Regions from separate parts of the Homo sapiens genome. Here region 2 is linked to region 1. A link is a loop called in an ENCODE intact Hi-C map of the cell type or tissue named here. Cell type or tissue: testis. All regions are shown on one strand. Links, peaks and the distances in the headings refer to the core of each region. The heading gives the core; the rest is flanking DNA. Region 1 overlaps TMEM192 (transmembrane protein 192). Region 2 overlaps SMIM31 (small integral membrane protein 31).

Region 1 (16,485 bases), core at 5,119-13,118:
CTCCTTCCCAGAGCCTGGCAGATTGTATCTTGACCTCATTCTGGCCATCTTGGCACTGGAACTCATCTGTTCCCTGATATGTCTCCTCATTTACACAGGTGAGAATTACAACGAGCCTGTTCTTATAGGAACTTCGAACTGCTTCCTTTCCTCCCAGTTTAAAGTATAGCCCATTAGCGACAAGGAAGTTCTCTGTGTATCTGAGTGGTGACCACATGCAGACTTCTTTAATTTCAAACCAACAGGAAGGTACAGCCACCACCAGTGAGACCCCATTCTTTTAAGATTGTGTCATTAATAAATTTTTGTTAATGCAAGTGAAACTTTTCCATTAAAACAAGACACAAACTTTTTGGGCTGGGAATGGTGGCTCAAGCCTGTAATCCCAGCTCTTTGGGAGGATGAGGCAGAAGGATCACTTGAGCTCTGGAATTCAAGACCAGCCTGGACAACATGATGAAACTCCATCTCTACAAAAAATACAAAAAATTAGCCAGGTATGGTGGTGCACAAATGTGGTCCCAGCCCCTCAGGAGGCTGACGTGGGAGGATCACTAGAGCCTGGGAGACAGAGGTTGCAGTGAGCCAAGATCACATGCCTGCACTCCAGCCTGGGTGACAGAGTAAGACCCTGTCTCCTAAAACAACAACAACAAAAACATCCACAAACTTTTGCTTCTCTGAAGGCAGCTGAAATGTCAGCTTGCATTTAAAATTAAAAATTAAGAAATAGGCCAGGCACAGTGGCTCATGTCTGTAATCCTAGCACTTTAGGAGGCTAGCACTTTAATAGAGATGGGGTTTCGTCATGTTGGCCAGGATGGTCTCTAACTCCTGACCTCAGGTGATCCGCCCGCCTTGGCCTCCCAAAGTGCTGGGATTACAGGCATGACCCACCGCACCCAGCCCCAAATTGTATATATTCATCTGCTTAATGAAGTTTTCATCCACATGTCCCACAGGCACCAACAAGATCAGAAGTGAACAGAACATAATTTTCTTCAAAATTTCCCTCCATCCTAACCGTCCTCTTCTAGCTCAGTTAACAATACCAGCCTGCATCCACTTGATAAATCAGAATCCTAGAAACGTAGGAGTCATCTACCTTCTTCCTTCTACCTCACTCCCCAAGAACTGGATAGGATTGGTGATCAGTCAGTCATCAGTCTTATTCAGTCTACCTGTCTTTCAGCTCTGTCTCTTTTCTTTGGTCCCTGCCACTGCCTTGGTTAGGTACTCATCATCTCTTGCATGGCTACATCCAGGAGACACATAACAGGTCTCTTTCCCTCTGTCCACTGATTCATATTTCTTATTCCTGCCAACATGATCTTGTTTATACTTAACTCTGATTGTTAACAGCTTCCCTGCCCAGAGTTTTCTAATAGCTGAAGGAAAAAAAATCTAACGTTTTCATGTGGCATAAAAGGCATTTTCTTTATTTTTTTTTTGAGTTGGAGTTTCACTCTCGTCACCCAGGCTGGAGTGCAATGGCGTGATCTCAGCTTACTGCAACCTCCGCCTCCTGGGTTTAAGCGATTCTCCTGCCTCAGCCTCCTGAGTGGCTGGGATTATAGGCGCCTACCACCACACCCAGCTAATTTTTGTGTTTTTAGTAAAGACAGCATCTCATCATGTTCGCCAGGCTGGTCTCAAACTCCGGATGTCAGGTCATCTATCCGCCTCGGCCTCCCAAAGTGCTGGGATTACAGACATGAGCCACCATGCCCAGCCTGAAAGGTTCTCCTTGAATGGCCTCTACCTAGCCTGCTCTTCAGGGATGATGGTGAGATCCTTTCAAAGACTGCCAGTTGCTCTGAGGATAAAATCTAAATGTCTTAGGCCGGGCCTGGTGACTCACGCCTGTAATCCCAGCACTTTGGGAGGCCTCAGCGGGTGGATCACTTGAGGCCAGGAGTTTGAGAACAGCCTGGCCAACATGGTGAAACACCGTCTCTACTGAAAATACAAAAAAAATTAGCTGGGTGTGGTGGTGCACGCCTGTAATCCCAGTCGGGAGGCTGAGGTGGGAGAATTGCTTGAACCTAGGAGGCAGAGACAGAGGTTGCAGTGAGCCAAGGTTGTGCCACTGCACTCCAGCCTGAGCGACAGAGCAAGACTCCGTCTCAAAAAAAAAAAAAAAAAAAGTGTAAATGCCTTGCATGACACACCAGCCACTCCTGATGCATTCTCTGCCTATCTTCCCAACCCACCCCTTGTCCATACACCCTCACACCCATACATACGTGTAGCTTCTCAAGACCATAGCATTTGTTCAGACTCCTCCTGCACCTGAAGCACCCTTCTTTATTCTCCTAGTCTGTGTGATTAATTCCTGGGCTCAAACTCTATCCTCTTTTCCCCTCTCTGATACCTCCTGTTGAGTTAGGCACTGCTTTCCAGGCCAAAAAGCAGCTTGACAACTCCTTGTGCAAGCCTCTTGCACAAGCTTCTATTGAAGGTACTTTCCATACTGTCTTAGAATGTAGGATTATTATCTGTATTTTCCCCTGGACCAGAGGAAGTCATGATTTCTGAATTAGATGGCTGGCTGGTTGCTCAACTTCTCTGGGCTTCACTGCGGGGTAATAGGAGCATCCACTTCATGCAGGTGTTTATGAGAACTGAATGAGGGCATCCATGTAAAACATTTAAACTGTGCCTCATGTGTTCTAAGTGCACAATAAATGTCAGCTATTATTGCTATTTCAATACTAATGTAATCCCTATATTCCCAGGGCTTAGAACAGGCCTGGCACATAGTAGAATTTGAAATACTCAAGGACGTTAATAAGAACGGCAAATTAGCATAATTTGAAAAAATGAAACTAGACTTGTCTTTCAGAATTCGATCTAATAATGACTTTATTATTTTAGTGAAAATCCGGAGATTTAATAAAGCTAAACCAGAGCCTGATATACTTGAAGAAGAAAAAATCTATGCTTACCCCAGCAATATTACCTCGGAGACTGGATTCAGGTAAGATTTAGGTGAGAATAAAATAATTGAGTTTTTTCCCCTAGAAAGCTAGAAACCATTCTGATGCTTGGAATTTATGATTGTGTATTTGTACTTTTACATTTGTTTGATTTGTTTATTTCCTTTCAGCTGTGGTGAAATCAAGTCTAAATCAGGATGTGTAAATGTATTAAATAGGCCATATATTTGATGCAAAAAATTAACCACTTAGCCAACCTATTTAACCTCTCAAGAGCTTTTGACATCATTAACTGGTTACTCCCTCCTTGAAGCACCTTTTTTTATAGGTGTCTTTTTTTTTTTTTTTTTTTTGAGATGGAGTTTTGCTCTTGTTGCCCAGGCTGGAGTGCAGTGGCATGATCTTGGCTCACCGTAGTCTCCACCTCCCAGTTTCAAGCGATTCTCCTGCCTCAGCCTCCCAGTAGCTGGGATTACAGGCATGCACCACCACGCTTGGCTAATTTTGTATTTTTAGTAGAGATGGGGTTTCTCCATGTTGGTCAGGCTGGTCTTGAACTCCTGACCTCAGGTGATCCGCCCGCCTCAGCCTCCCAAAGTGCTGGGATCACAGGCGTGAGCCACCTCGCCCGGCCTGTTATTTTCTTTTTAAGGGATAGAGTCTCTCTGTATTGCCCAGGCTGGCCTCAAACTCCTGGGCTCAAGCAATCCTCCCATTTCAGCCTCCCAAACAGCCAGCCCGGTCTGCCCACCCTTGTTTCTATCCAGTCTCTCCCTAAGTGACTTCCATGGTAATTAAAATATCATTCATATCTGTTGGAGATCTTGGGGCTAAAGTAGATGTAAAAAACTATACATGCCCAGCTAATTTTTGTATTTTTAGTAGCGACAAGGTTTCACCATGTTGGCCAGGCTGGTCTCAAACTCCTGACCTCAAGTGATCCATCCACCTCGGCCTCCCAAAGTGCTGGGATTACAGGCATGATTACACCACTCCTGGCCATGTCTGTGGTTCTTCTCATCCTGCTTTTGGATCTATATAATCTGGGACACGAGTTATTCCTTAACATCATCTGAAGTGGATAGCAACAGACATAAGAATATAGTCAGTATATATAAAGAAAGTGTGGGCCAGGTGGGGCAGCTCACGCCTGTAATCCCAGCACTTTCGGAGGCCGAGGTGGGTAGATCACCTGAGGTCAGGAGTTCAAGACCAGCCTGGCCAACATGATGAAACCCCATCTCTACTAAAAATACAAAAACTAGCCAGGCACAGTGGCGCATACCTGTAATCCCAGCTACTTGAGAGGCTGAGGCAGGAGAATCGCTTGAACCCGGGAGACAGAGGTTGCAGTGAGCCAAGATGGCGCCACTGTACTCCAGCCTGGGCAACAGAGCGAGACTCCATCTCAAACAAAAAAAAGAAAGTGTATTACTTAGGGGCTTAAGAAATGGACTCAGTGCCATTACTGATGTACTAGTTAAAAAAAGAAAAAGAAAAAAACATGACTGGGCGCGGTGGCTCATGCCTGTAATCCTAGCACTTTTAAGAGGCTGAGGTGGGCAGATCACGAGGTCAGGAGTTTGAGTCCAGCCTGACCAATATGGTGAAACCCCATCTCTACTAAATATACAAAAATTAGCTGGGCAAAGTGATGCACACCTGTAGTCCCAGCTACTCAGGAGGCTGAGGCAGGAGAATCGCTTGAACCTGTGAGGCGGAGGTTGCAGTGAGCTAAGATTGCGCCACTGCACTCCAGCCTGGATAACAGAGCAAGACTCTGTCTCGAAACAAAACAACAACAACAAAAAACTTTATAGATAAAGGAAAGAGATACTTTTAAAAACAGTTGTTGAAATAAATATAGTTTAATGTATTGGCTTTTAGTAAGGCCAATTTTTGAATTAGTGTCATTTTTAAATTAGCTTTTATAAACTGAACTGTTGTTAGGCACAGGTGTGAAGTGACAACACAGGTGTGACAGTGTTGAATCAGGATGCACATTGCTTTTTATTATAGTGTGGAATATAAATACTTAATGAATAAAAAGAAAAAAGAACAAAAAACAAAAACAAACACTTAATGAGCAGCAAGTCCAAGGTTGTTCTTCTTGGGATCGTTATCTCTGTCCCACAGTGTAAACTGATGATATCTTGATAGTTCTAGAATCCTTTACCCTCGGTTTCTTGAAGCCTGGATTATACTGTCTATAATTCTCAATACGTACAGAACTATGAAAACGGAGGTGTCTTTAGTGAAATAGATTCTTTCCCCTAGAAAATACAACTTTTTTTTGTCACTTTTCACTTACCATGATCTGCCTTCTTATTTTGTTTACTCTTTTTCTTCATTCTAACCTAAATAGAGGAATAACTTTAGTATCAATTGTTGATTATCTCTTTGTTGACTTTTGGGCTTATTAAATTCAGAGACTGTTCTTCCTGACCTTGACCCTTTTCATATTTCATCTTGTTCCCCCTGAGCACTGAAGAGTTTACCTAATATTGCTCTCTTATGACTTAATGGAAAGCTTTTTAAAATGTATTCCCTTCACCTCATGGGGTTAACTTTGGGGCAATGAAATTCAGTTTATGCCGGACGTGGTGGCTCACGCCTGTAATCCCAGTACTTTGTGAGGCCGAGGCGGGTGCATCACCTGAGGTCAGAAGTTCAGACCAGCCTGGTCAGCATGGTGAAACCCTGTCTCTACTGAGTATACAAAAATTAGCCGGGCGTGGTGGTGCGCACCTGTAATCCCAGCTACTCAGGAGGCTGAGGCAGGAGAATCGCTTGGACCCGGGAGGCAGAGGTTGCAGTGAGCCGAGATCACGCCATTGCACTCCAGCCTGGGCAACGAGAGTGAAACTTTGTTCCAAAAAAAAAAAAATTCAGTTTATATTCCTCTTTTACTTTTAAAATTTGTATGGAATGCTTCTTTGAAAATGCATCTCAGTTTGAAAATTTGAATCAACTTCCAATGAAAGAAGGTAAATCTAGCCACACGTTTATCCCTTCACCCTCCCCAGATCCTTCCAAAAGGATAGTGAAGGATTAAAAAAGACCAACCTACCCACACTAGCAGAAAAACTGGAGGAGAAAGGGACCATCGATGGTTGAGTGATTTCTGAAAATGTGTGGGCTACAGAATACAGATGAAGGAGCGGTAGACAATACCACAGGGCAGAGAGGCTACATTTAGAGGACACGGGGAGAAATAAAGCCAAGGAGGCAGCCACTCTTTTTGTGTAGCCCCAGAGAGACTTGGAACTCAGAAATGAACAGGATGCCCAGGAGTGGAACATAGGGCAGGGAACAGGGATGTTAATTGAAAGTCTACTGTATATAGACGATGTCCAGGTCTGGGTGTGGTGGCTTAGGCCTGTATTCCCAGCACGTTGGGAGGCTGAGGCGGGTGGATCACTTGAGGTCAGGAGTTTAAGACCAGCCTGGTCAACGTGCTGAAACCCCATCTCTACTAAAAATATAAAAATTAGCTGGGTGTGGTGGTGCACGCCTGTAGTCCCAGCTACTCGGGAGGGTGAGGCAGGAGAATCGCGGGAACCCTGGAGGCGGAGGTTGCTGTGAGCCGAGATCATGCCACTGCACTCCAGCCTGGGCAATGGAGTGAGACTCTGTGTTGAAAAAAAAAAAAAAAAAGAAGATGGTCAGTCATGGTGGCTCACGCCTGTAATCCCAGCACTATAGGAGGCCAAGGAGGGTGGATCACTTGAGGTCAGCAGTTTGAGACCAGCCTGGTCAACATGGTGAAACCCCGTCTCTACTAAAAATACAAAAATTAGCCGGGCATGGTGGTACATGCCTGTAATCCTAGAGGCTGAGGCAGAAGAATAGCTTGAACCGGGGAGGCAGAGGTTGCAGTGAGCCGAGATTGCGCCATTGCACTCCAGCCTGGGCCACAGAGCAAGACTCGGTCTCTGCCGGACACGGTGGCTCACGCCTGTAATCCCAGCACTTTGGGAGGCCGAGGCGGGTGGATCATGGGGTCAGGATATCGAGACCATCCTGGCTAATATGGTGAAACCCCATCTCTACTGAAAAATACAAAAAAAAAAAAATTAGCCGGGCGTGATGATGGGCGCTTATAGTCCCAGCTACTCAGGAGGCTGAGGCAGGAGAATGGCATGAACCCATGAGGCGGAGTTTGCAGTGAGCTGAGATCGCACCACTGTGCTCCAGCCTGGGCAACAGAGCAAGTTTCCGTCTCAAAAAAAAAAAAATAGAGACTCGGTCTCAAAAAAAAAAAAGTCAGTATATACAAGAGTTGACTCTACTCAGAGCATATCCCTTCTCAGTTCCATCAAGATAACTTGAAAACCTTTATATAAAGAGTATTTTTTCAGTGAATAGCCCAGCTCAGAAAAAAAAAAAAAGAGTGGGAGGTTCCTAGGTGGTTTATACATATTAAGTGCTAAATGTTTGTTGTTGTGTTAACCTCTGAAGACCAGAGAGTTTAGGTAACTTATTAAGTTCACACAGTCTGTGGGTGACAAAGTCAGGATTAGAATTCAGATAGTCTTTTTCCGAATATACTTATAAATAATAGCATATTCAAAGTTTTTTTCATGTTATGCTTATAAATAATGTGGTTATTGGCTGGGCGCGGTGGCTCACACCTGTAATCCCAGCACTTTGGGAAGCTGAGGCGGGCAGATCACCTGAGGTCAGGAGTTTGAAACCAGCCTGGCCAACATGGTAAAACCCTGTCTCTACTAAAAATACAAAAATTAGCTGGGCATGGTGGCAGGCGCCTGTAATCTCAGCTACTTGGGAGGCTGAGGCAGGAGAATCGCTTAAACCCAGGAGGTGCAGGTTGCAGTGAGCAGAGATCATGCCACTGCACTCCAGCCTGGGCAACAGAGCTAGACTCTGTCTCAAAAAATAATAATAATAGTAATGTGGTTACATAGCCCATTCCTGTAACCACATTATTTATAAGCATAACTATTTATTTCTAAGAATAAATCTTTTTTGTTCACATGGGACCATTCCCATGTGATATTTTTCATGCTGAATTTCTCACTTACCATCCCTTGAAATAGTTCCCTTTTAGCACATATAGAATATCTGAGTAAAACACATCCAATAACATTTTATTTCTTGAATAGGCAATTTTTAGTCAACATTAAAATTCATCTGGCATATTATTGTCATTATCATTATCATCATCACTATTCCTAGTACTAATATCTTAAATTAGTGGAAGGAAATTAAAAACACTTTATAGCTATTACTTCTGAGCAGTGAGACCGAAGTGGGTTGGGGCAGTAGTGTAGGAAGGAGTTAGATTTTTTTTGTTTGTTTTATATACTTATATAATATTTTTATTTGTGTCAGGTGCAAAAAGATACATTTTTGTGGTATGGGAGAAAAAAGGAGAAATGCAAAAATAAACAAATGCCATACATTTAAAAAATTGTTTCCCATGGTCAGAGTAGTCTATTTTAATCGTCATCTGATTATTGAATGAATTTTGCCTTTATTTATCTTTAAACGCCATTTAAGTTGATTACTTATACTCAATTATCTTACTCTAACAAATTAGGATCCTTCTTAAATAAAGCAATGATGGCCTTTTTTAAAACATAGAGGTGTGAAAGTTTATAGCATTTTAAATTTATTTCAAGAGTAGAAGTTACTAAAATGATTTATGAAAATAATCTTATTTGGCAATATTACCCTGGCTTCTGACATCTAAGAAAAGGTGGCAAATACAATATGCTTTACTAAAAACTAGTAGGTACTCATTTGCAAAGACACTAATGAGTATTGGTGAATATGTGTAACCCATTTATATCTTGATTACTTGCAGAACTATTTCAAGCCTAGAAGAAATTGTTGAAAAGCAAGGAGACACCATTGAATACCTGAAGCGACACAATGCGCTGCTGAGTAAGCGATTGTTGGCTCTCACTTCCTCAGACCTGGGCTGTCAGCCAAGTAGAACGTGAGAGGCTCACGGTCATGACAGCAATTGCAGAGGAACCCAGAGTAATTGAGACTGACTGACCACCTGACAAGCTGCCACGGGGAACTGCAGCTTTTGCTGAATAGCATTTTACAGTGTTTGTTGGAAACCTGAATTTGGTTCTGACTTCTGTGGCTGTTTAAAATATAGGGCTTGTGGGTCACTTGAAAAGTACCTGTAGAAGCCCGGATAACTTGAGGGGAATGTCTGTTTGTACTTTTGGAAATTATTTAACTGCTTGGTTTATCCTAGGATCAGAGGCTAAACAACTCCATAGTCAACACTTTTCCACCTGACATTAGAACCCTGTAATGATTTCATTATGGATAGGGGAAGTCTAACAAGACAATCGATTTTAAACAGGGTTTTAATCAAATAAGTTCTTCCCACTTTTAAGCTGATGAAAGAAGTCATTATTTCTTGTGAATATTTTTTCCTGGAGAGCCTTATCATGTATTTTATATGCTTATGTGGTGTTGGATGACATCATGGACCATATAGCTTTTATAGAGAATTTTTCTCACCATAGGACTGAGGTCTCACCAGGTGATCTACTATGCAAATTCCTACAGTTTTCTATTCTTAAGAAATAAGGGCTGGGCACGGCGGATCATGAGGTCAGGAAATTGAGACCATCCTGGCTAACACGGTGAAACCCTGTCTCTACTAAAAATACAAAAAAAATTAGCCGAGCATGGTGGCGGGCACCTGTAGTCCCAGCCACCTGGGAGGCTGAGGCAGGAGAATGGTGTGGACCCAGGAGGCGGAGCTTGCAGTGAGCCGAGATCACGCCACTGCACTCCAGCCTGGGCGACAGAGCGAGACTCCGTCTCAAAAAAACAAAAAAGAAAAAGAAAAGAAATAAGATATGATGATTGATTACTTGGACCAGTGTTAGACCGACCTGTGTTAGACGAACCTGTGTTGCCTATTATATTGGCAGCACCTTCCATTAGCAATAGCTGAAAAATTCAGAGAAGAATTTAGAACTTTCACTTTATTTTTGCCATTCTTCAAGAAGTTGCTGTATATTTCAGTCTGGTTATACCTTCAATTGATCAATAACTTCAATTATAGGAAAGGCATCTTCTATAATTTTAAATTACTGTAAAAAAAAGATACCTTTTAAAGCCTTGGATTATACTTAAAAATTGTAATGGAAGAAATGCATATTAAGTTATATGCAGATATTAAACATATCTGATTCTGAAGATAAAACTGAAGTATTTTTCAGAGCAAATGGCATTATTTCTCCATTTTTCCTAGTATGCCCCTTTAATTTGTCAGTTTGCTGTTAGCACTGTTATATGCTGCCTTAGAAAGACTTTTGGTTGAAGGCTGAATATGAGGGGAGGGGATATTTATGACTGTGTTAATCTTTTTTGATCATTAGCTGAATATTCAATATTTGATATGTAACCATATAGGGATGTGTTCGATATAACTATATAGGCAAGGGATATATTGATTTGGCCACATCTATTTGACTTATGGAGGGCAAATACCTGTTTCTTTTAGATACAGCCATTGCCGGGGCATTCTAAAAGTTTTCTACTAAGATAAAGATGATTGTGTATGGCTGGGAGCAGTTGCTCATGCCTGTAATCTTAGTACTTTGGGAGGCTGAGGCAGGAGGATCACTCAAGGCCAGGAGTTTGAGACCAGCCTGGGCAACAATGAGACACTGTCTCTCAAAAAAAAAAAAAAAAGATCGTGTGTCACCTGCACACAACATTCACAAACTAAAGCCAAATTGTATTTTTAAAATTTCCTTTCTCCCTTCCGTTTTTTTTTGTTTTTTGGGGGTTTTTTTTTTTGTTGTTGTTTTTGAGACAGAGTCTCACCCTGTCGCCCAGGCTGGAGTGCAATGGCGCCTTTCTTTCTTTCTTTTTTTTTCAGACGGAGTCTCGCTCTGTTGCCCAGGCTGGAGCGCAGTAGCATGATCTCGGCTCACTGCAACCTCCGCCTCCCGGGATTAAGAAATTCTCCTACCTCAGCCTGCTGAGTAGCTGGGATTACAGGCACATGCCACCATGCCTGGCTAATTTTTGTATTTTTAGTACAGGCGGGGTTTCACCATGCTGGCCAGGCTGGTCTCAAACTCCTGACCTTTTGATCCGCCCTCCTTGGCCTCCCAAAGTGTTGGGATTACAGGCATGAGCCACTGTGCCCGGCCTTCCTTTCTTTTTAATAAGTGTATGTATCTCAAAGCCATTGCCTTCTCTAGAAATCTGTTTCTCTGTTCTGGAAGAGCCTATAAACTTTGCCTTCAGTTGTTTTTCTTTTCAAAAGGGAACACCAGTGGTAGATGATTAACTCTTATTTATTTTTAAAATTTAATTTGGATCTATAGTCAGTATCTGAGATTTATAGGATGAACTTTGGTTTACAAGGAACAGTGTAGTTAAAAAGTTAGGGTGCCTATGTTCTTATGTAATCATCAACATGTTTGTTGTATAATCATCAACATTTTTCTGAATGCAATGATGAACATTTCAAACAATAAATGAAAATGAAACTAAGTATCAGAAGTAGCAAAACAGCTGATGCAGTGGCTTACGCCTGTAATCCCAGCACTTCGGGAGGCTGAGGCAGGTGGATCACCTGAGGTTAGGAGCTCAAGACCAGCCTGGCCAACATAGTAAAACCCCATCTTTACTAAAAATACAAAATAAGCCAGGCATGGTGGCACGCATCTGTAATCCCAGCTACTCAGGAGGCTGAGGCAGGAGAATCGCTTGAACACAGGAGGCAGAGGTTGCAGTGAGCTGAAATTGCACCACTGCATTCCAGCTTGGGCAACAGAGCTAGACTCGATCTCAAAAAAAAAAGAAGTAACAAAACAGAAAAATGAACAAAACAATTTAAATGTTAAACATTCTATTCACCAGGCTGGTAATTGTGCTAGCACTGAGGATACAAAAATTAAAGACTCTGGTTGGCAGCTTACATTCTAAAGAGAGCGAGGAATAGATTTCCAGACTCTGTGCTAAGTGCAGTAATGACAGTAGGCCCAACATGCTGTAGGAGCTCCACGTCAGGGGGTACCCTGGGGGCAGGAGGGTAGAGGGTTTTAAGAATGTCAGACAGAACAATGAGTAAAGTAGGAAGGCAAATAGCTACAAAATATCACAAGCACTGTGTATAGCTGGAACCAAAAGTGTGAGGCAGGACCTGGGTGGAGAGGTAGACAGGGTCAGAGCTTGGAGGGCCTTGATACTATGCTGGAAGACTGCACTTTATCTTGTTGATAATGGGATCCTCTGAAGCATTTCAAGCAAGGAAGTGACAATGTCAGTTTTAGTTTCAGCAGGATCAGATGGTAGTTCAATATGGAGGAAATATGTGTGGCAGAAAGATATGGCCCTGAACTAGGGCAGGTATAGTAAACCTTTTATTATAAGTATGTATGTGTATAGGTATATAGATAGATATAGGTATATATGTATGTATATGTATTCCAAATGACAACAGTATCATGACTTATTATAAAGTTAAAAGCTCATTTTTTAAAAAATGGCAATATGGAAAAATATAAAGCAAAACAATTATTTGAAATCTCACTACCAAGGGATTATACCAATGTACACTTTTTTTGTTTTGTTTTTTTTTTTAGTCTCATCTGTCTCCCAGGCTGGAGTGCAGTGGTGTGATCTGGGCTCACTGCAACCTCCTTCTACCGGGTTCAAGCAATTCTCCTGCCTCAGCCTCCCAAGTAGCTAGTACTACAGATGCATGCCACTATTTTTTAGTACAAAAATATTAAAAATTTGGGTCGGGTGTGGTAGCTTACGCCTGTAATACCAGCACTTTGGGAGGCCAAGGTGGGTGGATCACAAGGTCAGGAGTTAGAGACCAGCCTGGCCAAGATGGTGAAACCCCATCTCTACTAAGAATACAAATATCAGCCAGGTGTGGTGCAGGGTGCCTGTAATCCCAGCTACTCTGGAGGCTAAGGCAGGAGAATTGCTTGAACCCAGCAGGTGGAGGTTGCAGTGAGGCAAGATCACGCCACTGTACTCTAGCCTGGGCCACAGAGCAGGCTCCATCTCAAAAAAAAAAAAAAATACTAAAAATTTTGTATTTCGGCTGGGCACGGTGGCTCACACCTGTAATCTCAGCACTTTGGGAGGCCGAGGCGGACAGATCACGAGGTCAGCAGATCGAGGCCATCCTGGCCAGCATGGTGAAACCCTATCTCTACAAAAAATACAAAAATATTAGCAACATTAGCTGGGTGTGGTGGTGCGCGCCTGTAATCCCAGCTACTCAGGAGGCTGAGGCAGGAGAATTGCTTGAGCCTGGGAGGCAGAGATTGCAGTGAACCAAGATGGTGCCACTGCACTCCAGCCTGGCGACAGAGCAGAGCGAGACTCCATCACAAAAAAAAAAAAAGAAAGAAAAGAAAAAAAATTGTATTTCTAGTAGAGACGGGGATTCACCATGTTGGCCAGGCTGATCTTGAATTCCTTACCTCAGGTGATCCACCTGCTTTGGCCTCCCAAAATGCTGGGATTATAGGCATGAGCCAGCTCACCTGGTCTCCATACCCTTACCAATAGTGGGTGTTACCTTATTTAAGTCTTGACCCATCTGATGAGTGTGTCATTGTTTCAAATTGTATTTCTTTGGATACTAATGAAGTGTTAAACATTTTTTCCAAATTATATGGTCTTTTATAAATCTTTTATGACATGTATATTCAAGTCCTTTGCTTATTATTGTCCCAGGATATTCTTTTTCTTAACAACTAGAATCTTCTGGTTGGGCGTGGTGGCTCCCGCCTGTAATCCCAGCACTTTGGGAGGCCAAGGCAGGCAGATCACTTGAGGTCAGGAGTTCGAGACCAGCCTGACCAACATGGAGAAACCCCATTTCTACTAAAAATACAAAATTAAGGCTGGGCGCAGTGGCTCACACCGGTAATTCCAGCACTTTGGGAGGCCGAGGCAGGCGGATCATGAGGTCAGGAGTTCGAGACCAGCCTGACCAACATGGAGAAACCCCGTCTCTACTAAAAATACAAAATAGCCAGGTGCAGTGAAGTGCACCTGTAATCCCAGCTACTCAGGAGGCTGAGGCAGGAGAATTGCTTGAACCCGGGAGGTGGAGGTTGCAGTGAGCCGAGATCGCACCACTGCACTCCAGCCTGGGTGACAGAGCGAGACTCTGTCTCAATAAATAAATAAATAAATAAATAAATCTTGAATACAAAACTCACATCTGGTAAACTCTTGAGTTCTTGAAGAATCAAACTTTGAATATGTGACAATCACAAATTTGAGATCTCAAAACATTCTCTAGGTTTCCTAAGGAAAATTGTTTCATTCGCAAACCAGGGAAGCCTATCTCTAATTCTTCTCCCTTCCTCTCTATCCAGTCTCACCTTTCACTCTACTACTCTACTGAAACTGTTCTTGGCAAGGTCACCAATAGCTTCCTTCCACATTGCTTAAATTGGAGATGAATGCATACGTCTCCTCTTTTAACTTATCAGCAACACTTGGCTCAGTTGATTGAGGGGGGGTCTGCCCCTCCACACCTGTGGGTATTTCTCGTCAGGTGGGACGAGAGACTGAGAAAAGAAATAAGACACAGAGACAAAGTATAAAGAAAGAACAGTGGGCCCAGGGGACCAGCACACCCAGCATGCGAGGACCTGCACCGGCGCCGGTCTCTTGAGTTCTGTTAGTATTTATTGATCATTATTTTTAATATCTTGACGAGGGGAGTGTAGCGGGGCAACAGGTGGGGAGAAGGTCAGCAGGGAAACGTGAGCAAAGGAATCTGTATCATGAATAAGTTCAAGGAAAGGTACTGTGTCCGGATGTGCATGTAGGCTAGATTTACGTTTCTCTTTACACAAACATTTCAGTGTAGCAAAGAGTAACAGAGCAGTATTGCTGCCAGCATATCTCGCCTCCAGCCACAGGGCAGTTTTCTCCTATCTCAGAATAGAACGAATGGGAATGGTCAGCTTTACACCGAGACATTCCATTCCCAGGGACGAGCAGGAGACAGAAGCCTTCCTCTTATCTCAACTGCAAAGAGGCCTCCCTCTTTCACTACTCCTCCTCAGCACAGACCCTTTACAGGTGTCGGGCTGGGGGATGGTAAGGCCTTTCCTTTCCCACGAGGCCGTATCTCAGGCTGTCTCAGTGGGAGGAAACCTTGGACAATACCCAGGCTTTCTTGGGCAGAGGTCCCTGCGGCTTTCCGCAGTGCATTGTGTCCCTGGTTAATCGAGAATGGAGAAAGGCGATGACTTTTACCAAGCATACCACCTGCAAACATATTGTTAACAAGGCACATCCTGCACAGCCCTAAATCCATTAAACTGATCCAATACAGCACATGTTTCTGTGAGCACAGGGTTGGGGCTAAAGTTATAGGTTAACAGCATCTCAAAGCAGAAACAATTTTTCTTAGTACAGATCAAAATGGAGTTTCTTATGTCTTCTTTTTCTACATAGACACAGTAACAATCTGATCTCTCTCTTTTCCCCACAGTTGATCACTTCCTCCTTGACTCTTTATTTCAGCTTGGCTTCCAGGACACTACATTCTCCTCATTTTCTTCTACTTCACTAGCTTCTTCTTTTGTCTGCTTTGCAAGTTGCTTTTTGTTGGTATTCTCCAGGGCTCAACCCCTGGGCCTCTTGGCTTCTCCATCAGCGTTCACTCTCTTGGTGGTCTCACACAATCTCATGACTTTGATAGAATTTATGAGCTGATAATTTCCAAATGTGAATCTTCAGCCAGGCCTTCCTCCCTGAACTCCAGACTTATGTGTCCAACTGCCCCTTCTAGATCACTACTTGGGTATATAAAAAAACACCTCAAACAGAACATGTCCCCAGCTGAGCTATCTGCCACAGTCTCTTCCACCCCTGTAATGGCAGCTCCTCTTTCTCTCAAACCCTATAGACAGTTAATCAGCAAATCCTGCTGGCTTTTCCTTTAAAACATACCCAGAGTCCAACCAATTCTTGGCACCCCCAATGCTACTTCCCCAGCCACTATAATCTTCACCTGGACTATTATAATAGTCTTTCGGTTTTTTGGTTTTGTTTTTTTTTTTTGGGGGAGGGAGTCTCGCTCTGTTGCCCAGGCTGGAGTGCAGTGGCGCGATCTGGGCTCACTGCAACCTCCGCCTCCCAGGTTCAAGTGATTCTCTTGCTTCAGCCTCCTGAGTAGCTGGGATTACCGGCACATACCACCACACCCAGCTAATTTTTTTATATTTTTAGTAGAAAGGGGGTTTCACCATGTTAGCCAGGCTGGTCTTGAACTCCGGACCTCAGGTCATCCACCCGCCTTGGCCTCCCAAAGTGCTGCAATTACAGGCATGAGTCACTGTGCCTGGCCCTATTATAATAGTGTTTTTCTTTTTCTTTTTCTTTCTTTCTTTTTTCTTGAGATGGAGTCTCACTCGTGTCGCACAGGCTGGAGTGCAGTGGCGCAGTCTCGGCTCACTACAACCTCCGCTGCCCAGGTTCAAGCAATTCTCCTTCCTCAGCCTCCTGAGTAGCTGGGATTATAGGTGTGCTTTTTTTATTT
Region 2 (16,485 bases), core at 5,166-13,165, 300 kb after region 1:
GACTTTTATGTAAGTACAAGATTCTTAAGTTATTCCTTAATTCAGTCCATATAGATATTTGAGAAACTTTTTTGACATTACCTATGGAGTGTAGATAAAGGAGAGACTGAGGTCTTTGCCTGAGTGAGTTCATTTGTACCTCTGCTGGCCTTTGATTCTCCCTCAGTGCTTAACACCAATGCTGCTGACAGACCTGTTTCTGCATTCCAGCATTGTCAGCTAATTATTTGCAGATCTATGGAATCCGCAAACATTCAGAGGCTAGCCTTGAAGCTGAAAAACTCCATATAATAATTATTCTTTAAACCTTGTTATGTGTGTAAGGAAAAATATCCAACAATAGTCACTTTTGAGATTTTTTTTTTCCCAGATCACAATTTTCAAGTAAGCATTAGCCTTGCACACAAATCAGTATCTTGTTTTTATTGCTTTTTAAATCTAAAGTTCCATTAATGTCTCAGAACTCAATTTTCCAGTTAAAACATAAAATCAACACATTTTTCTTTCGGGAGTGATAAATTATATACTGAAATAGCATATAGAATACCAAAGATTGCCATTTGAAAATGTTTAAAATTTCTAAAGGAGATATAAAATATAGCACATGTTTTTCAATCTAGCTCAAAAAGTGCTCTTAAAAAATTAGAAGAAAAGGGCCGGGCGTGGTGGCTCACGCCTGTAATCCCAGCACTTTGAGAGGCCGAGGCGGGCGGATCACCTGAGGTCAGGAGTTCGATACCAGCCTCAACATGGAGAAACCCTGTCTCTACTAAAAATACAAAATTAGCCGGGCGTGGTGGTGCATGCCTGTAATCCCAGCTACTCGAGAGGCTGAGGTGGGAGAATTGCTTGAACCAGGGAGGCGGAAGTTGCTGTGAGCCGAGATTGCGCCATTGCACTCCAGTCTGGGCAACCAGAGCGAAACTCCGTCTCAAAAAAAAAAAAAAAAAAAAAAAAAAAAGAAAAATTAGAAGAAAGAAATTTTATAGATTCGGATTGGCCACGAGTAGTTAGTTTATTTGAAATATTTTTCCATCAGTACTACCCCAGGGCATTAAGTTTGGTGATTCTGTTTCCCCTTTTATAAAATGAAAATTCTAATATCTCTCACAGTTTTACCACACAGGACAACAGGACAACAAAGTGCATATATCCCTGTAAATAGTGTTATTGATCAGAAGAATTGGCACTAGCGAGTCTCAAGGGTTAGAGGGAGCAATTATCCTCAGCTCTCTACTTTTCTGAAACGTAATTATTACATAGCATTAAAAACATTCTTCCAAACAGGGACCAGTGGGTTCAATGGATTGCTGACGATATTTATTTTCCAATAAAAGCAAGTTATTGAAAATACATCTGAGAAACATTTCTGCAGTCTTCCTAATATATATTGTGTAAAACTGAGGATGGTGGGGAGAATCTTTGAAAAGTACTGAACCGAAGAGCTGAGTGTAGAACCTAGGCAGGAAATGGTATTATAATTCTGAAAAATTGACGATAATATGTGCCCCAACGTATTAGTACATCTATATATAAGTAGATTGCCAAAGATGTTAAAAGAACAAATACGTGTCTAAATCAGAAAGCGATGCTATGTTCAAAGACTTTCTCTTAAATGGCTGACGTAAAGCACTAAAAAGACTTGAAGAGAACAGGATGAAAAATAGGCCTATATCCTTGGGCACATGAGAGTGTGCATATGTTTATATAAAACACATTTTTTTCAAAGAGGTAGGGATTTGGAGGCCGGGATTAAAAGATCTAGAATTTCCATTATCCAAGTAAAGTGAGTTCTAGTTCATGACATTTGAGATTCAACTGTCATGGAAGAGAGAAGACGGAGAACAGCGGGCCTACTCTGACTGTATCCACTAGTTTTAGCTTTAAAAAAAAAAAGCCCAAATGTTTATTTTTAACTTTGAAAAAAAGAATAGAGAAAAGAAGGAAAAAAAGGAGAGAGAAAAGAAGGAAATAAATTAAAATATAAGAGCAACACTGTGTTTGTCCTCTGGAAACTATGAATTTCTTTTTTTCTTTTTTCTTTTTTTAATTGAACACTTCATGAATTTGCATGTCATCCTTGCACAGGGACAATGCTAATCTTCTCTGTGTCGTTCCAATTTTAGTGCATGTGTTGCCAAAGTGAACACCATTTCTTTCTCTAAACATCTTATAGTAGTTTAAAAAAATCTTGGCACACCATTTAGTATCTCTCCAAATGCTGTCCAGAAAGTAGTAACTAATCCCAATTTACCACAAATGCCAATATCCCATTGTTAAGTAGTTTTAAGAATTATTTAATAAAAACTCGGAGATATAAAAAAGGAGATTGAAAATTATTAACATACAATTCTATCCCTGAGGGTAGGACTTAATGTCACTTCTCTTCCTTAAGTTGCTGTCCTTAAACATTTCTGCGAAGTGTTCTTTAGTTTATGCAAAGAATTACTGGTGCCACCTGTAGCCTCATGGTTCTATTAGCAATTCCAAGAATAAAGTTTGAGCTATGATTCCTATTGGTTTATGTGTGCTTATCTAAGCTCAAACAATTTTTTAATTAAATGTTTTTGCATCCTATACCTACCCATTTATGTTTAAAATGGTCCATCTGGATGAAATCAAGCAGGCTGTAAGCCTTTTGACCCAATGTAAAGTGTCCAAATGTTCAAACAAGGCAGTGACAACGTCCTTTGGGATAAGGGAAAATTTAATCCGGCTTCATTGGCTTGGATCTATACCTATAAAGCCTTGCCACTAGCATTTAGGCATTTAGGCACACAAAAAAGAGGGATTTTAGTAGCTGAAGTGTGAATAAATTTTCTGGATAACTAGTTTCTGACTCAATAATGGTAGAAAAGAGCACTAGAATTCTAGCACAAAATATACATAAAAGCTAAAATATGTTTTCAAAAGTGAGCAAATATTAATCTCTCTTTTTTTTATTTTTGTTATCCATAAATCCTAGGGTTTCTGGCAATAATTCAGATTATCCATAGCAGAATTTTAACTATCCCTAAGGAAATGTAGTTATCATCATTTCTGGAAAGATGTCTTTGATGTACTCTTTCACCTGGAACACAGACTAGGCCCTGGGAACAGCTTTCAGGTAGCTCCTGAATGGCATTTTCAGTAGCTGCTAGGGTAGTTTAAATATAACTTGTTACATAAAACTGGAGCCACAAAGGCTGTAACTGCTGGCTGGTGGGAATTGTTTTACTGAGCAAATAGTATAACAAACATCCATCCTTAGCAAACATCCTTCAACCAAGATTAAGTTCCTGGGAAATTGTGTCACAAAAATAAGTTTTATTATTTTTTTAAAATCTGTGAAGTTGATTTTTCCTTAGGGTTATAATATTTAGATTTAAATTTGATAATGGTTTATTTTACATGCTTTCTTAAAAGTGCTGGAAGTCTTGGTCATTTCCTATAGGAAACCATAGTTTATGTGGTCTTTAGGGACAACCACCATCCCTCATAATATGTGATTTTTACTAGCTACAAATTGAAGTTTGGGATGGGATTTAGGGAGCTCCGAGGATCTGGGCTATTTGTAGCCATGACATTTAATAACCTATTCCAAATGATATTCTACTTCTTCCATTATAAGAAACTGATTCTTAAAAATTCTCAAAAAATAGGTTTCCTTTTGTTAAAGATATATGTATATATGTGTATATATATATATATGTGCATACACACACAAGAAGCTTAAAGATTATGTAAATATATGCATTGCATAGCTGAACACTGAATAAGATTAAGGTTAAAGATATATATATATATATACACACACACACACAATAAGTTTAAAGATTATGTAAATATATGCATTGCATAGCTGAACATTGGATCTGTATCTCAAATTCATTTCAATAACAAAGAAAATATATTTGGTACCTACATAAATAATTCCTTAAATATGGTTACTATTTTATAGTTTCCATACCATTTGATTCTCACAAAAACCTTGATACGTGTTGTTATCTCCATTATATAGAGCAGGAGATTGAATCTTACTAATGTTTGATGATGGACTTTGAACTTTGGAGTTAGTTAATAAAATTTTGAAAAACAAAGTGTAAACAAACAAGCAAAAAAATAGTTAAAGAAACCCATTTTGGAGTGTTTTTAATTGCTCTTGTCATGAAGAAATCATTCTTCTTTTAGTAAATGTTACAAGATTTTTTTTTTATTTTTTATTTATTTATTTTTTTGAGATAGTCTTGCTCTGTCGCCAGGCTGGAGTGCAGTGACATGATCTCTGCTTACCGCAACCTCCGCCTCCTGGGTTCAAGTGATTCTCCTGCCTCAGCCTCCTGAGTAGCTGGGATTACAGGTGCATGCCACCACACCCGGCTAACTTTTTTGTATTTTTAGTAGAGACAAGGTTTTGCCACGTTGCCCAAGCTGGTTTCGAACTCCTGAGCTCAGGCAATCCGCCCGCCTCGGCCTCCCAAAGTGCTGGGATTACAGGCGTGAGCCACCGCGCCCGGCTTTACAAGATTATTTTTACAACTCACGGAATTAAAAAAAAAAACCCAAACAAATAAACAAACAAAACCTTGGGGAGCGGCTGATGATAGCAAAGATCATTTGATTTTGTGTATGGCTACTAATTTCTTCTTTTCCAAACACAGCACTCCAAAAGCATCCTATTTATATAATTAGTCCAATGAGCCCAGCTATGGCACAACTCCTTGAGATGATTCTGTATTGATTCTTGTGATTCTCAGGCTCATAAGTAGGACCCAGGATTCCCAAACCTAGGCCTTTCTTATTTCCATTTCAGCACTGTAGGAAGCAAACTGTTAGTAAGTCTTATTTCTCCCAGCATCTTTGTAGTCCCTTCAACAGGAATCAACAAACCATATTCTTCAATTTACTGGCTTAGTGCTGAATTTCCTTTCATACAAAATTCATTATATACTATCTGATTCTACCTGTTTGTGGTTGTTCTGCCATCTTTTTAGAAAGTTTTCTTATACTCATCAAATGACTTTTTCTGTATTAGGAAAAATACGTTATCCAAAACGTGACATATAATACTATCAAGAACCAACGGCGTCTAGCAGTTACATTTACCCACCACAAATAAAACTCCTGTTTGTTTCAGGGTTCAGTTAGAGAGCTAGCCAAACTGCGGTCATTAGTCTATAATAACTCAAAGGCGAGCAGTCTTGGGAGTCAAGCTTGGAACGTCTTTTGTCCCCTTAATCATATATTTTACATCTCCCTGGGGAGTGGTGAGAAAGTCTTGATGTGCAGTTACCACTCCCACAGTATTAGTCTCAACTCCCAGCTGGGCCCTCGCCCCCAACTTTCTTCATCGTTAGTTGTACTTTTAATTTTTATTTTTAGGGCCACCATTCTTCCAGCCAATGATGTGTAAGCAGGGGAATTTATTATGCTCTGGTGAGGGAAAATAATGCCTGGAATTCTTGTCATTTCCAAGTTACTAAAGCAGTACTTTGAGAGTTAATTTTTAAAATGTTATGTCATGAAGAAAACTGCTTCTTTTTTTCACATTTTCTGAGGTTTTTCTGTATAAGTAGTTACAGGAAAATTCATATAAATGAAGTGAAAATGTCAGTACAGGCAAAAAATTAATTATTTTATTTTAGCAAGATATATCACATATTTTTCTTTTTATGTGTGTATGTATTTATTTTTTCAGAGATGGAGGTGGGGGATGTGGTCTCGCTGTGTTGCTCAGGCTGGTCTCAAACTCCTGGCCTCAAGTAATCCTCCCACCTTAGCCTGCTAAGTAGCTGGGATTACAGGCATGATCCATTACACCCAGTTTATGGATCACATGTTTTTCTAAGAAGCATGAAGAAAACACTGTTTTCTGAAATTTCATTTCCATTTAGAAATGGAATGGAAATTCCTTTTTTTTTTTTTTTTTCTTTTTTTGAGACAGAATCTTGCTCTGGCACCCAGGCTGAAGTGTAGCGGCTCAACAGGGGCTCACTGTAACCTTCGCTTCCTGTGTTCAAGCGAGTCTCCTGCCTCAGCCTCCCGAGAAGCTGGGTTTAGAGGCTCCTGCCACCATGCCTGGCAAATTTTTGTGTTTTTGGTAGAGATGGGGTTTCACCATGTTGGCCAGGCTGGTCTTGAATTCCTGACCTCAAGTGATTCACCCTCCTTAGCCTCCCAAAGTGCTGGGATTACAGGTGTGAGCCACAGCACCCGGCCAGAAATTCCTTTTTTTTTTTTTTTGAGACAGAGTCTTGCTATGTTGCCCAGGCTGGAGTGCAGTGGCCTGATCTCGGCTCACCACAACCTCCACCTCCCGGGTTCAAGCAATTCTCCTGCCTCAGGTTCCGGAGTAGCTGGGACTACAAGCGTGTGCCAACGTGCCTGGCTAATTTTTGTATTTTTAGTAGAGATGGGGTTTCACTGTGTCGGCCAGGCTGGTCTCGAACTCCTGACCTCGTGATCCGCCCACCTCGGCCACCCAACGTGCTGGGATTACATGTGTGAGCCACCACACCTGGCCTGGAAATTCCATTTTTATTTAGAAATTAATTTAAGAGATCCAATAAATTCAGTTTTTTGAAATAATTACTGTAAGTAAACTATTATAAAGTCTTTAAAAACTATCCTGTATGTACAGATATCCAGTTATTCATAGACAGAGAACTTTAGTTAAACCTTGCAGTACTGTTTACATATTTTATCATCATTTCTATATTAATTTATTTGATGTGAAAATTCAGAACTTTGTTATTCAATGCTGAATTAAGTAGCATTCTTTTTAAATTTAGGAATCTCTCCTATGATGTTTATATCACTTAAGAGACAAAGTAGTGTTGGGGCCGGGCGCAGTGGCTCACGAGACCATCCTGGCTAACACGGTGAAAACCCGTCTCTATTAAAAATACAAGAAAATTAGCCGGGCGTGGTGGGGGGCGCCTGTAGTCCCAGCTACTCGGGAGGCTGAGGCAGGAGAATGGCGTGAACCTGGGAAGCGGAGCTTGCAGTGAGCCGAGATCGTACCACTGCACTCCAGCCTGGGCCACAGAGCAAGACTCCGTCTCAAAAAAAAAAAAAAAAAAATAAAAGAAAGAGATAAAGTAGTGTTTTATAGGTTTGTAAAAATTCATTTTTAAAATGTATGTAGGGTAAAATTCACTTTTTTTTTTGTGAGACGGAGTTTCACTCTGGTTGCCCAGGTGGAGTGCAATGGCGCGGTCTCGGCTCACTGCAACCTCTGCCTTCCAGGTTCAAGCGATTCTCCTGCCTCAGCCTCCCCAGCAGCTGGGATTACAGGCAAGTGCCACCACCCCCGACTAATTCTGTATTTTTGGTAGAGATGGGGTTTCTCCATTTTGGTCAGGCTGGTCTCGAACTCCCGACCTCAGGTGATCCACCCGCCTCAACCTCCCAAAGTGCTGGGATTACAGGAGTGAGCCACCATGCCCGGCCCAAAATTCACTTTTTAAGGTAGATAGGCCCATGAGTTTTGATAAATGCACAGACAAATGTATCACGCATCATCAAGATGTGGAACAAGATTCTGGCTTGTGCAATTCCCCGTGCTACTCCTTTGTAGTCAAATCTTCTTCCTGGCCTTAATGCCTGGCAGCCACTGTGCTGTTTTCTGTTTCTGCGGTTTGGCCTTTTCCACAATGTTACATAGGTGGAAGCATCCACTATGTAATCTTATGAAGTTGGCTCTTTTTGCTTGGCACAGTGGGTCTCACCTGGGAAAAACCTTGGCCTCTCCAGGGGACATTTGGCAGTCTCTGGAGACATTATCGGTTGCCACAACGAGGTGGGTTGGGGAAGTGCAACATGGATCTAGTGGGAAGAGGCAAGGAGGCTGCTAAAAGTCCTCCTATGCTTAGGACAGCCCCCTACAACAAAGAATGATCTGGCCTAAAACAATAATGAGGTTGAGAAACACTAACTTAGCAAAACACATTTGAGATTCATTCATATTGTTGCATGTATCAATAGTTTGTTTCTTTTTTATTGCTTAATAATATTCTGGTTTATAAATGTATTAGAGTCTGTTTATTCATTTACCTGCTAAAGGACATTTGGGCTGTTCTCATTTTTTGGCAATTGTGAATAATGGTATAAACATTTGTGTAAATGTTCTTGAGTGAAGGTAAGTACTGGGAGTAGGATTGTTTGGTCCTTTGGTAAGCATATGTTTTATCTTTGTAAGAAATTCCAAACTGCTTTCCAAACTGGCTGTACCATTTTGCGTTCCCACCAGCAACATATGAGAATTCCAGTAGTTCTTCATCTTCAGCAGTACTTGGTATTGTGTGTGTGTGTGTGTGTGTGTGTGTGTGTATGTAAATGTAGTATATGTAGGGCCAGGAATGGTGGCTCACACCTGTAATCCCAGCACTTTGAGAGGTGGAGGTGGGACAATTGCTTGAGGCCAGGAGTTTGCGACCTGCCTGGGCAACATAGCAAGACCCCTGTCTGTACCAAAATTAAAAAATAGCCGGGTGTGGTTGCATGTGCCTCTAGTCCTAGCTACTAGTAGGCAGAAATAAGAGGACTGCTTTAGCCCAGGAGTTTGAGGCTTCAGTGAGCTATGATTGTGCCACTTTACCTAGCCTGGGTGACACAGCAAGTCACTGTCTTTAAGAAAAATAAAAATTAAAAAAAGTAGTATATATATTTAAATTTTAGTCATTCTAATAGATGTGTAGTAGTATCCCATTATGGTTTTAGGTTTGTCTGGTTTTGGCTAATTTTTAGAATTTTAGAATTTAATGCACATTTTCTGAGATTTCAAAAATAGTATTATAAAAACAGTGTTTGATAATACACACAGTTATTAATGCCTTTGTAGGCATTCATTCTGTTCTTCCTCATTGTAGAGCTACTGATCCTTTTACAGCTTCTATTTTAAAATAATCCAGTTTACCAGTATTAGGATTCATTGATCTACAAAGGCCTTCAGGACACACCTGGCCTAGGCCCCTGCCTACTACATGGATTTTGAGAAAAAGAGAAGAAGCTATTCGTTTTTTGTTTGTTTTTTGAGATGGAGTCTCGCTCTGTCACCCAGGCTGGAGTGCAGTGGCGCAATCTCGGCTCACTGCAACCTCCACCTCCCGAGTTCAAGCAGTTCTCCTGCCTCAGCCTCCCGAGTAGCTGGGACTACAGGCATGCGCCACCACGCCTGGCTAATTTTTTGTATTTTTAGTAGAGACGGGGTTTCACCATGTTGGCCAGGCTGGTCTTGATCTCCTGACCTTGTGATCCACCCGCCTTGGCCTCCCAAAGTGCTGGGATTATAGGTGTGAGCCACCGCGCCCGGCCACTATTCCTATTTTTAAATATGATTAAGGGATTATCTGGAAGAGTTGCATGCATTGCTCACAGTTCACTGGGGAAAAAGACAAAGCTTTGGCATTCCCAGTGTTTAGCATGGTGGCTGGTGTGAAATTAGTTTTACACAGGCAGCACCGGGACACAACAGAGCAAAATTATTTTTCTTGGATTCGGGTGTTTGTCAAACATTGCCGTCTACTGGCTGGCTGCTGCAATTACTTCTAAGACATGCCAAAAAACCAGTTTGTTGCCTGTTCTCAAAATTTGCTGTCTCCACCTCTAACAATCCATATTAAATAGATTAATAATCCTTCTTTTAAAGCATAACTTTATTGATTCCTCTATATCCCTAAATATGTGTGTCAGGAACATTGATGCAGAGAGGATATTTTGATTTCATTTAAAACAAGCCTGAAATTTGCCCTGGTAAATAATGAACAGTCTCATTCCATGCAAGTTTGTGGCTTTCAGTTGAGATAAATAGGAAGACCTCAGTCTCACTTATGGCCATGTCTTCTTAATTTTGGACAATTTGGTTTATAAAGGCAGAAGAGTCATTGTATTCAGAGATAACAGAAAAATTGCAAAAAAAAATTGCTGACTTTTCCATGACAAAAATTTGCAGAAAAATAACTTTAAAACTATGTGAAATAATAGAAAGTCTACAGATTGGCCACTAATCTCAGTTTGGTCTTTTGCTAATAGGGGCTTTCCTCACTTTTACGAAGAAGAAGCAGAAGCTTCCAATTCAGGATCCAGACATTTTGGCATTTTTTTCCTAACAATTTAACTGGAAACCTTGGTGCCTGTGGCCTTTGGCACCCGCAGAACTATGTTGTGAAGTATTAGCTCAGCATGCCCAATAGTTTAGCCACACGCTACGGAAATAGCTGCGGTGACCAAAATGTAAACCCACCTCTAATTACTGAAGAATTAGAAATGAACACAGTCTTCATGACATTCTCTAAGACTACAGTGTTTTAGGCATACATACCCGAATGTTGAACTTCTCTGCGACCAAAAGACATTTAATTTATGTTCAATCAAACCTAGTTAATTACAAACACAACTTTAAGGTAGTTAAAGAAACCCTCAGTTGAAAAAGATGTAGCTGATGCGCTGGAGTTTTTTTTTTTTTTCCTGTTTAGTGGATTCCATTCTCAATATTATTTTACATTTTTTCCAGGTTGAGAGGCCATTTTTAATTCACAAAGAGTTTATGGTTATAGTAAACATGGCGGATCATCAGTATCTGTCTATGTTTGTTCAAGGATACCTGAATTTAGATATGAGGGTTAACTTGGCAACTTGCCCATGATCACACAGTTAATTCTGAGTCAGTTCCCATCTTCACACTCACCCCTGTCTTAGGCATGTGGATGGAGAACCTGAGCCATGATCATGCTCACCGAGCTCTTCCTGCCTCTTCCTCTCCTTGGGCACATTGCTTCTGGGAATTTCATTTTCCTTATCTCCAAAGTAGACATAGCATTACTTCCCTGCTTTACAATGTGGTCATAGGGATGAAAGGAGGCTTAAATATGTTAAGTGCTTGGCAGACAGTGAACACTCAAAATATTATTTTTGTGCTATAGATATCGTCAGTTCTTATTTTGCAGACAACCCAAATTGTGTACCAAGGGAATAAATTTTTCATCGAGTCATCACATATAACTCCCTAAATGTGTGCTGGTACTATCAAATCATTTTGTATATTATTAGAGGTGTGTATTAAACTTTTGTTTTGTGCTTAATGTTGATTTTGGAGAAGAATGAGGTGGCATTGCAAAATAAAATTTTTTTTTTTAATCTGTTTACCTGGGTACAAATTTGTAGCTTCCCTACTTGATTTTGCCTCACTACTCTTGAGTGCTGAAAGGTTTATGTTTATTTATTTATTTATTTTTAAATAGAGATGAGGTCTCACTATGTTGCCCAGGCTGATCTCAAACTTCTGGGCTCAAGCCATCCTCCTGCCTTGGCCTCCCAAAGTGCTGGGATCACAGGCGTAAGCCACTGCATGTGGCCAGGTTTATGACTTTGACTCTGGTTTGTGAGGCCAGCTTTGAAAAAACGGTAGGGATCTTCTTAAACAACAAACATGCTTATTGCTGTCTGATTAATATAGAATCACAGCAGTGGCAATTTTTCTTTATGAACCGATATCTTTCTGTGCTGTAGTGCTGTAGGGCCTTTGGCCACATTGACACAGTTGGACAACAGCAATATATGTAATATCTAAATGAATTCTTAACAGACATCAAGTTTTAAAACCTAAGACTTTCTAAAATTATAAAGTCGATTCTAACCTGGACTGGGGATCTGCCAGCCTTGGGCTTACTTTCTCTAAAACTCTGTGCATCATGGACGAAGTCACCAAGACTGTTCACCTGGCAGTTACAGCTATTCTGGAAGGGAGTGTCTGGCATGGGGATGCTGGATAGCTACTGCTTGTCAAGAGGCTGGACACACCTTTGATGAAGGATCATTACCTTCCCAGAACATCCTTATAATTCCCTGATGGGTCACTTACATTTTATCACTTCCTACTGGTCATTACACCAGACAACTTTCAAAGACAGGGCCTAGTGTGCAGGTGGACAGCAATATGATTCAGGCAGGAAAGAGCAGCTACTGCCGCGTCACTATGTGCTACCTCTAGAGATATAAAGAGACTGTTATACTAATCTCTTCTAAACTGATACTGCAGCTTCACAGTGGTGAATTTAAAAACTAAAGAACAACGAAATAGGTGCAAAATGATTCTATATAATTTAAGAAAATACAAGGAAGCAGTGGTCTGGGTAACACAAAAAATGGAAATATACCACGCCATTTATATTTGACTTTGGCATGCAGAATATAATTTCTTCTGCCCTGAGGGCATGCCTATCCTGGTCATGTTTTGTTTGACAGACATTAAAATCTGTTTTCAATTCATGAATATATCAAACCTGAACATTACAGAAAGTTGATCAAATATACATTGAAGACCATCATGAAAAGCCTGTCTACATTGATTTGTGTTATTCTGAATTAATTTGTGCTTCATGTCACTGAGTTTTCAAGAAGGAGGTTTATGAATAGCCCATATATCATCTTTTTGCGTAAATCAGCCTGTGATTCTGCTCATATACAAGTCCATGAGATCCTAATGAGTATTTCTGAGGATTTTAGATTTAGTGTAGCATTATAACAATACCTGCCTCATAGGCCTAATCTTAGGATTAAATTATTAATATAGATAAAGCAACATGAACTATTATTAGGTAAAAAGTGGTAGGAAGAGCTATAGAATGAGTAAGATGATGTATAATGCTCATGAAATGTGAAACTCATATGTTGAGCTTCTCTAAAGAAATAAGCTCTAGGTATTTATTAATTTATCCAGTAATGAGTTACTGAAAACCACCTATTTCCCAAATAGTGTTCTAGGTGCTGGGATGAGCAGTGGTTAAACAGACCAAATCTGCATTATGGAGCTTACATTCTAGATGACATGCAAAGAGTGATTTCTTATTATCTTTAAAACATGCTTTTGTTAGTTTGCTATTTTATTTTCAGCCATTCAAGGAAAGGCTTCACACAGGGATGAAGAATTGTATTTTTATGTGAATAGGAATTACCATCCTGTACTTTCCTACCTGTATTACCTCTCCTCTGAGACTCTAAACTTTAAGGGCAAGACTGGTAATTGGCTAATTTTTCATCTGTGCCCATGCCTCTACAGTGCCTTCTTGCAAACAGCATGTAAAAAAGTATACTTGCTGAATGGTCAACCAAGTCAGGTAACAAATCATGGAACTCTAGTTCATTATTTTATAGTCTATTTTCCTACTCATATAAACATAACCAATAGTACAAGGTGATGAAGATAAGCACCAAATTAGTGAAATATTAAAATGCTCTATGAAAGTTCCACAGAGAGGGAGTTCATTTTGGGTTAGACTGATTAAAGAAGAGAGAAAATGACTTATTTGAAGAATAAGTAAGATTCAAGTAGAGGGGGAGGAGGGGATTATTGGTGGACAGGTGGACATTTTCTACTTGGAACAATAAGAATGCTCAAAAGCCTTGGAAATTTTCATTTTATTCTGCAGGCAATGGCCAATTAGTGAAGGTTTCTGCCTGGGAGATTGACATGTAGTTTAGGTGAATTGCCACCAGCCTTGCAAAAAAGAACAAAACAGAATGCAAAGTATTGGAGTATATCACCTGTAGAGAGGCTGAGTTTATGAAACTTTCCTTTCAGCTGCACACACATGGGTAAATGTGTTGTAGGTGAGGGAGCAGATCTGGAAAAGGGTTTTACTGGAAAAAGTTCCAACATCCCTGAGCTAGAGCCCCTAATGAGATTCTTTTCTAGTGAGCCATTGTCTCTTTTCTCCATGCCAGAAATAGCTGTAATCCTACTAAGCAACTATATTACTTTTTATCCTATCCACACCAGTTTGTCATATATAGGGACCAGACTGTGTTTTGTCAAAGACACACACACAAACGTGTGCGCACAAGTAAGCAGATTGATTTTATTCAAGCTATTACTATAGGGAGAGCACCTCAAATCCAGAGATCAAAGTAGCTTGGCAGGGTAGTTTTACTGCAGAATTTTATAGGGAGGAGTAGAAAAGTTATAGGTAAGATGATTTATAGTTGGGATTGTTTTGCTATCAGGAGAAGTCTCAAATAGCTGTAATGCAAATGTTTAGCTCTATCTATCTGGCTAGTTTCAGAAGGACAAACAGTTCAAATCTCAGCTAAATCATTCATGAGACAAAGAACAAGGAGTTGAAAGGTCTGTGTCTGTTCTTGTCTGCAGCTTCAGGCAAAAGAGGAAAGGTCTGTATTTGTCCAAGGCTCAGGTAAACAAGGGAGTCTTCATGGGTCTTAGGGAAGTCAGGAGAAAGAGTGGACAGTGAGTCTTATCTATGTCATAAGGGGAAAGGTAGTTCTTTTCCTTAAGCCATTTCCTGGAAAATAAGAGTGGGGAGATTTCAGAAAATAAAAGGTTGGTGGAATTTCTGGACTATACCTGCTTTCCAGAAGCACAGAGCTCAGATAAAGTTCGATGTTGTCAGTTTTCTCCTCTTGGCTGGATTTAAAGAAAGAAAAGACCCAAATGTCTGGCCCATTTCCTACAAGTAAGTAGATTTAAGAGCATGCCTCCAGCTAGTTCCTTGGATGATAACTGATGTTGGCTAACACTGTTGAGGATATCATTCTGTAACAGGTAATTTCTTTTTAATCTGAGAATAAATGGTACTGGAATGGATCAACTAAAGTGAATTTACTTGAGCCAGGGCAAAATTTAATATAAAATAGCAAAACAAAAACAAAAAACCACTTTGAATGAAACTTTATATTGAAACTTGAAACTAAAAATAATGAAAATAAAATTATGTTACTCATTTAATAAAATGCAGTTTGTAATTGCAACTCAAAGTTAATTTTAGACAAATAATGGATGAGATGTTGATGTGGGTGGGTTGGGGAGCATCACTTTTCTGACACATTTGCATCATAGCTCCATACAATACTCTCCTTGTTACTTGTGATTTTCATAGCACAATTCTATAGAGGATAACATTAGCAAAAAATATTCAAAGCATCATTAATTTTCTGAGATGTCTTTCACTTCTTTGGCATTCACTTCACACTATTTTGGGGTGCTTATGTACCCATCTCTTCTTTATTGGATAGGTGGTCTAATTCTATTAAGCACTCATTTGTCAGTGGCTTTGCCTGAGGGATTCCAGTGGCCATAACTTTACCTTCCCTTACATCAGATTTTTATCTTTTGTGACATGTGTGATGTCACCTTGCAATTGATTTGTGTGGAATGTATTGTATTGCCAGATATTTAAAACAAAGACATTGACCCAGTGTGTGGATTAAGTGAATACAAGTTGTATTGGTTTTGTAATAAATATTTTTCATGATGATGAACCTTTTTTTTTTTTTTTTTCTTGAGACAGAGTCTCGCTCTGTTGCCCAGGCTGGAGTGCAGTGGCACAATCTCAGCTCACGGCATGCTCCACCTCCCGGGTTCATGCCATTCTCCTGCCTCAGCCTCCCGAGTAGCTGGGACTGCAGGGGCCCGCCACCACGCCTGGCTAATTTTTTGTGTTTTTAGTAGAGACGGGGTTTCACCATGTTATCCAGGATGGTCTCGATCTCCTGACCTTGTGATCCGCCCGCCTCGGCCTCCCAAAGTGCTGGGATTACAGGCGTGAGCCACCGCACCCAGCCAGATGATGAATCTTATTGCTCTATCTAAATTTCTAATCACGAAGACTCCCAAGAAGAAGACTCCACTAACAGTCACCCTTTGGCATTTTATATGATTTATTTTATTTAATTCTCACTTCAACTCTGCAGGGAAGGTACTATTATTATCCCCAAAACATGGATGAGGGAATGGAGGCTGATAAGGTTTGGCTGTGTCCCCATCCACCCAAATCTCATCTTGAATTACAGTGCTCATAATCCCCACGTGTTGTGGGAGGGACAAGGTGGAGGTAATAGAATCATGGGGGCAGTTACCTCCATGCTTTTCACCTGATAGTGAGTGAGTTCTCACAAGATCTGATGGTTTTATAAGGGCCTTTCCCCCAGTTTCGCTCATTCTTCTTCTTCTGGCCACTAAATGAAGAAGGACATGTTTGCTTCCCCTTCCACCACGATTGTAAGTTTCCTGAGGCCTCCCCAGCCATGCTGAACTGTGAGTCAATTAGACCTCTTTCCTTTATAAATTACCCAGTTTTGGGTATGTTCTTATTAGCAGCATGAGAACAGACTAACACAGAGGCTTTGAGAATTTGTATGATTTTTCGAAAGGCAGAATTACCCAATGGCAGAGCCAGGACATGAATCCAGGAGTGACTAATCACAAATTTGTGCTCTGTGCTGAAATAGTATGCCAGCCTCCTTCTCCCTACCAAGTTCACCCATTTTTTCCTACCCTAATTTTTCCTTTTGCCTGGATGTCCTTATCTACTTATTAAAAATTAAGTTGTATCTTGTTATATCTTTTTAGCCAATTTAAGCCCTTTGCAGAAAGAAAGAGAAGTATATATGCTTTTTTTTTTTTTTTTTTTTTTTTTTAAAGCCAAGTGTCTTTTTCAAGGTTATCTGAAGAGAAAGTGTGCTGGTTATGCACACTCCAGATTCTGGAGTCCT

The links. A loop is a pair of places that touch in the nucleus more often than their neighbours do. Peaks named below come from ENCODE experiments on the same cell type or tissue, not always from the same donor. Only the 100,000 strongest peaks of a DNase experiment are listed, where the experiment ranks them.
Region 2: a loop joins it to region 1, with 5 times the contacts of the local background. A loop is called at or near these places in 50 of 110 quality-filtered maps.

The regions. Positions count from the first base shown.
Region 1 is chr4:165,072,081-165,088,565 of GRCh38, reverse strand. TMEM192 (transmembrane protein 192) reads left to right here. Exons shown (of 6, transcript NM_001100389.2): 4 at 1-98; 5 at 2,878-2,980; 6 at 8,770-16,485. The coding sequence ends at 8,908. Among named protein-coding and RNA genes, the nearest start is that of TRIM75, 26 kb to the right of the region's middle. In testis, for the core only: no CTCF peak of the experiment used is centred there; a DNase peak (open chromatin) is centred at 8,895.
Region 2 is chr4:164,772,955-164,789,439 of GRCh38, reverse strand. The region is part of intron 2 of SMIM31 (small integral membrane protein 31); the gene reads right to left. It also overlaps the pseudogene RNU6-668P. Among named protein-coding and RNA genes, the nearest start is that of SMIM31, 27 kb to the right of the region's middle. In testis, for the core only: a CTCF peak has its summit at 9,517 (motif pointing left); a DNase peak (open chromatin) is centred at 9,479.